2 separate regions of the Mus musculus genome follow, and region 1 is linked to region 2. The links are chromatin loops, found by intact Hi-C in ENCODE. Cell type or tissue: left cerebral cortex. All regions are shown on one strand. Each heading gives the region's core, and the rest is flanking DNA. Links, peaks and the distances in the headings are about the cores only. Region 1 holds the start of Gm14246 (a long non-coding RNA gene). Region 2 has its middle 110 kb from the start of Chd6.

Evidence for each region. Hi-C counts contacts between places; a loop is a spot of excess contacts. Peaks named below come from ENCODE experiments on the same cell type or tissue, not always from the same donor. Only the 100,000 strongest peaks of a DNase experiment are listed, where the experiment ranks them.
Region 1: it touches region 2 in a loop (2.6-fold over the local background); 3 of 42 quality-filtered maps call a loop at or near these places.

What each region holds. Positions count from the first base shown.
Region 1 is chr2:162,673,525-162,676,441 of GRCm38, reverse strand. It overlaps 9430021M05Rik (RIKEN cDNA 9430021M05 gene), which reads right to left. Exons shown (of 4, transcript NR_033569.1): 4 at 1,238-2,770. Gm14246 (a long non-coding RNA gene) reads right to left here and starts at 428. Exons shown (of 3, transcript XR_375193.4): 1 at 1-428. In left cerebral cortex, for the core only: no CTCF peak of the experiment used is centred there; no DNase peak of the experiment used is centred there.
Region 2 is chr2:161,213,207-161,216,123 of GRCm38, reverse strand. No RefSeq gene overlaps it. Among named protein-coding and RNA genes, the nearest start is that of Chd6, 110 kb to the right of the region's middle. In left cerebral cortex, for the core only: a CTCF peak has its summit at 1,264 (motif pointing left); a DNase peak (open chromatin) is centred at 1,263.

The sequences.
Region 1 (2,917 bases), core at 227-2,726, 1.5 Mb before region 2:
CTACCATGCCCAGATGTCTATCTGTATTAACCATGCAGTTGTCGTGACTACTGTGCTCTCAAGTGGTCCTCTTCCATTTGCATACCCTATTTATCCTACCTTTTAAGTATGGCTGGGACTCCATTGTCTTTGTGCCAGCATCCTTTACTTATCCCTAAATGAAGAACAAGGTATGATGAAGAAAGAACCTTACTCTTGTGCTTGGGTACTGTTAGGTAGCAACATACATTGACTGGCACAATGTGGGAGTACAGCCCATCTCTACTATCAAATAGTAAATGCTCAGGACAGAGTAAGGCCAGGAAAGCAGAGTTCTTGGAGCGTGAGTGTAGGAACAGGGCAACTGAGAAAGTTCTATAATACTATGTATGGTGGTTTAAATAAGAATGGCCCCCATAGGCTCATATATTTGAATGCCTAGTCATCAGGGAGTGACACTCTTTGAAAATGATTAGGAGGAGTGGCCTTGTTGGAGGAAGTGTATCCAACTAGGGGTGGGCTTTGAGGTTTCAAAGGCCCATGCCAGGCCCAGTCTCTCTCTCTTGGCCAGTGGTTCAGGATGTAGCTCTCAGCTACTCCTGTGGAGCCATGTTCTCTGCCATGATGATAACGGACTAAGCCTCTGAAACTGTAAGCCAGCACCGATGAAATGCTTTCTTTTATAAGAATTGCCTTGGCTGTGGTGTCGCTTAGCAGCACTAGAATAGTGTCTAAGACTCGCTGTATTCTGTCTTCTCATTGCCTGTCCTCTGTGCTCATTTGAAGATGATCAGCATCTTCATGCCGAGGATGTCAAATTCTGGAGTTAAGAGCACATGCTATTTCTCCAAGGGACCTGAGTTCTAGCACCCACGTCTGGCAGCTCACAAACACCTACAACATCAGCCTTTTTGGGCACTAGCATGCACTCATGCTCACACACATGTGTGTGCACATAGAATATCAGTTTCTTACAGAGTTCAAGAGCTATATGGCATACTCCTTACAGTCTGTTCCTATCCTTTGATACCGACAAGGAAAAGAGCATGGTGTGTGTTAAGTGGTATGGGGAACTAGTATGATAGCCTATAATTTCAACACTTGGGAAACAGGCAGGAGTATTCTCAATTTCAGCTAAGCTTGGGCTATACAGCAAGACCCACCAAAGTTAGTAAATAAATAAATAAACAAAAATTGTCATTGGAGTCTTAGTTAGGTCTCTATTGCTATAATAAAGCACCATGATCAAAAATAACATGGGGGAGGAAAGGGTTTATTTTCGCTTACATCATAGTTCAACAATGAAGAAAGTCAGAGCAAAAGTCTGGAGGCAGGCACTGAAGCAGAAGCCATGGAGAAAGGCTGCTTAGGCTCTTGCTCCCTATGGCTTGCTCAGACTGTTTTCTTATGTAACCCAGGACCACCAGCCCAGGGGCGGTACCACCCACAGTGATCTGGCTCTCCTACTTCAATCATAAACCAATTAAAGGCTCCAGTTCACAGTCCAATCGGCTGGTGGCATTTACTCAGTTGAGCTTCCCTCTTCTGAAATGACTCTAGCTTGTAGCAAGTTGATGAAACACTACCAGGTTCACAGGAAATCCATCAGAGGTAAATCTGGTTGGCTGTGGTAGGGGCTGAAGTAGCAACAGCTGGAGTGGAGGTGGTAAGTCAGACCCAGAAGTCTACTACAGGATGAAGCCCAGCATTAGCTAGCACTGAAGCAGGAACTCAGGCACTAGAGTAGAGGTTCTCAACCTAGGGTCATGACCCCTCTGGCAAACCTCTATCTCCAAAAATATTTACATTACGGTTCAGAACAGTAGCAAAGTTATAATTGTGAAGTAGCAGTGACATTAATTTATGGTTGGGGGTCACCACAGCATGAGAAACTATACTAAGGAGTTGCAGCATTAAGAAGGTTGAGAGCCATTGCACTAAAGTGAGACAGGGTCCTATTTATAGGCTGAGAAACTAGCTAAGAGTAAGACCAAAAAGGGCCCAGAAAACAGTGTTTAGATATTCAGCTCTTTCATGGGGCCATTGATCAGATTGATCTAATAGCTGTCACAGTATCCTTCAACCAAGGCCTCTTAAATCCATTGTGACCAAGGGCAGGGCTGACCATGGTATCTGAGAAAAGAATGGAGCCAGTGTGACCCAGTGGAGGCAGATTGTCTTTTGGGGAAGATGTTTGTGGGATGGTCTGAAGGAGAGTAGTTACGAACATTTGCTCTGGAATAGGATGCTATGTGGCTTTAGGCAATGTTAAGATTGGTGCTTTGGGTTTTGGTTTTCACGTCTGAAATCTGAGGCTAAGAATGACTCTCACGTAGACTTGTAAATACTTTATATGGTGTGCGACATATGACAAATGATCAATGAATGGTAGTTTTTAACTACAGCTATCATTATCAAGCTGGGAAGAAACACTGTTGTGAGGAAGATAGGGGATGGTGACTTAGCCATCGATGACACCGGGAATAACAAGCAATATGTAATTTCTTCCTCTGGCTTCCACTAATATATGGCTGTTTGGCATGAGTGTGTAGGGCTGCTTTGATTGGCAGATGCCTTGGTATACAGCTCACTAGAGTCACTGTTTTGAGTATCTTTCTCATAGAACCAGTCAGGATAATCCAGGTTACGCTGCAGTAACAAAGGACTCCCAAATTGCTGTGGCTTAACACACAAAGGTTTACGTATCGGATCTCACGACATGGCTACTTGGGATTGGCAGGAAGCCCACAACGTCTTTCTTATTCCGGAGCCGAGGCTGATGGGACATCTCCTGTGTGAAACATGGCAAAAGCAAAGTCAGGAATGACCTCTTGCTGCTCACAAAGCTTCCATCTGGAAGGGTCTGCTGGTCAAAAAAAGCTCCTGGGTCAGTCATGTCAAGGGGATAGGCAAGTGTCCCTGGAAGAGGAACTGAAAC
Region 2 (2,917 bases), core at 229-2,728:
ATCTCTCCTGATCCTCTCAACAAACGTGAGGCAGGGATAATTATACCTATCTTACAATAAAAGGAGCTGAGGCTGAGAGGTACAGCCGCGCCTGTCCGAGGTGAACACTGCTAAGCCATGTCTTCCTTCCCACACTGAGCCTCCCACCAGTCAGCCTCAAAGCCGGCCAGCACAGGACAAACAAGGACTGCCAGGAGTGCCAAGGGCAGCACAGACCTCAGAAACACTGAGGAGGAGAAAGACAAAGAGGCCAGGTCTCTCAGGGATGTAAGAGAGAACTGGCCCAAGGTGATCCGCTCATCCCTATCTGCCCAGGTTTGTTGGATTGTAGCGCTGAAAATCTCCCATCTTGGGAAGCCATCACTCCTCGTTTTAAAAGTAGTATTCTGCCTTCCAGGGTTATCTCCATTCTCAGGGCCAGTCAAGCAAGGTTGGTTCGTCACCCAGACTCAGGTCAGCTTGTTTTGTCCGCCAGAGGATGTGATCAGAGGCAGACAGGGTTGTTGGGGATTTTTCCAGAAGCCGCATGAACGTTACAGTTCAAATAATCAAACTGTGAGACTCCATTCAAGCATAAAGACACCAAAGGGGGAGCTGAAAAGAAAGGAGTCCCTACCACGAGCAAGATTCCAGGTCAGGAGCCAGACACACACACACAAATTCAGATAGGTAGCTATCAGGTTTGCTGTATTTTCCAGCTCCTACCATACTGCCTGGAGCCCTGAAATGGACAGATGGATTCATGCATGCATGCAGTCACGCATGCCCGGGCCATCATGTCTAAATACTAGCTTCTCTGCAGCTTTCGGGCAGAGCCTCACACAAACAAGTCTAATTTCAATGTTGCAACTGCTGGGGGACCAGCTGGATACCTGGAAGAAGACCTAGGAAGAAGGATGGGGAAACCTCGTAAGTCTGGCTTCTGCCAGAAAGAACAATCAAGAGTTTGATGCAAAAGGACTCCTGGTGCTGGTGTTTTGCGGCAGTTTGTCCCTGTGGCAGTTTGACCAGCCAGCCATTTTCCTTCCCTTAAGCTTGATGTCCCAGACTCTGACAAACATGACCAAGAGAGCAAGGCTTATACGGAGCCCGTTTCAAACGGCCTCATTGTGAGGAGCTCTCCAGCAGCCAAAGTTGAAGATTACTTAAGAAATATGTTCACTGGGTAATCACTTCAAACTTGTAGAGAACTTCTGACTAACTGTTCCAGCCACTGCTGGCAGTTTCTCTGTAGTCGGGACTGGGAAGCAGCAGCAGCGCCATCTTGTGGCGCTTTTGAGAACACCACGGGTCTACGTCTGTCCCTTCAGCTGTCTGATGTGTACCCGTGCTTTCTGAAAATTCACAATTTTATCTTAATAAGGATATCTTGTCGGGCTGCTTTGCAATCTGGTCCACTCACTTCTCAACCTTTATAAAAATAGAAAAAAAAGTAAAAATCAATGCCCCAATTCAGAGTGGTTGCAACACTGTGTAACCTTGATATTTTCAAGAAAACTCGATTCAGACAGGCCTGGTGGCACACACCTATAATCCCAGAACTTGAAAAACTAAGGCAGGGAGATTGCTATTAATTTGACACCATCCAGGACTAACTTTTCTGTCTCAAAAATACTACTATTAAACAGAAAACAAAAATTCTACTTCCCGCAGGGCATGGTGGCACACACCTTTAACCCCAGCACTTGGGAGGCAGAAGCAGGCGAATTTCTGAGTTCGAGGCCAGTCTGGTCTACAGAATGAGCTCCAGAACAGCCAGGGCTACATAGAGAAACCCTGTCTCAAAAAAATAAAATAAAATACAATCTACTTCCCTGAGAAATACACATTGCTCTACCTGGCATATGCGCTGGTTCAGATCCAAACTATAGAAAGGTCACAGTTCACAAGCCATCCACTGTCTGCCCACGGAGACACGGTGTTGCCTGTTTGCCTCTATTGACTACCACCTTAGTTTTGAGATGTGATCTCTCACTGAGCCTGGAAGTCGATTGTTCAACAAGACTGGCCACCTAGCAAGCCCCTGGAGACCTCTTGTGTCATCCCCTCTACATGTGTACTTCACCACGCATGGACCCACACTTGGATTTTTTTATTAGGTATTTTCTTCATTTACATTTCCAATGCTATCCCAAAAGTCCCCCATACCCCTCCCCACTCCCCTACCCACCCACTCCCACTTCTTGGCCCTGGCGTTCCCCTGTACTGGGGCATATAAAGTTTGCACGACTAATGGGCCTCTCTTTCTACTGATGGCCAACTAGGCCATCTTCTGATACATATGCAGCTAGAGACATGAGCTCTGGGGTACTGGTTAGTTCATATTGTTTTTCCACCTATAGGGTTGCAGACCCCTTTAGCTCCTTGGGTACTTTCTCTAGCTCCTCCATTGGGGGCCCTGTGATCCATCCAATAGCTGACTGTGAGCATCCACTTCTGTGTTTGCTAGGCCCCGGCATAGTCTCACAAGAGACAGCTATATCTGGGTCCTTTCAGCAAACTCTTGCTAGTGTATACAATGGTGTCAGCGTTTGGAGGCTGATTATAGGATGGATCCCCGGATATGGCAGTCTCTAGATGGTCCATCCTTTTGTCTCAGCTCCAAACTTTGTCTCAGTAACTCCTTCCATGGGTGTTTTGTTCCCAATTCTAAGAAGGGGCAAAGTGTCCACACTTTGGTCTTTACAGGTGTGCTGGGGATCTGCTCAGGTCCCCATGTTTATACAGCGGGCGCTTTACCAGCTGAACTCTTTCCTCGGACTCCAAGATGGCTTTTCTCTTTTTTTTTTAAACTAACAAGAGCATTCATTCACTTAATAAATATTAATGGAGTGCCCACTATATCCCAGGCCCTGTAGGTGGTGGATATACAGGAAAAGAAAAACAAACATGAGAACTATCTGTTATGGCACTTATA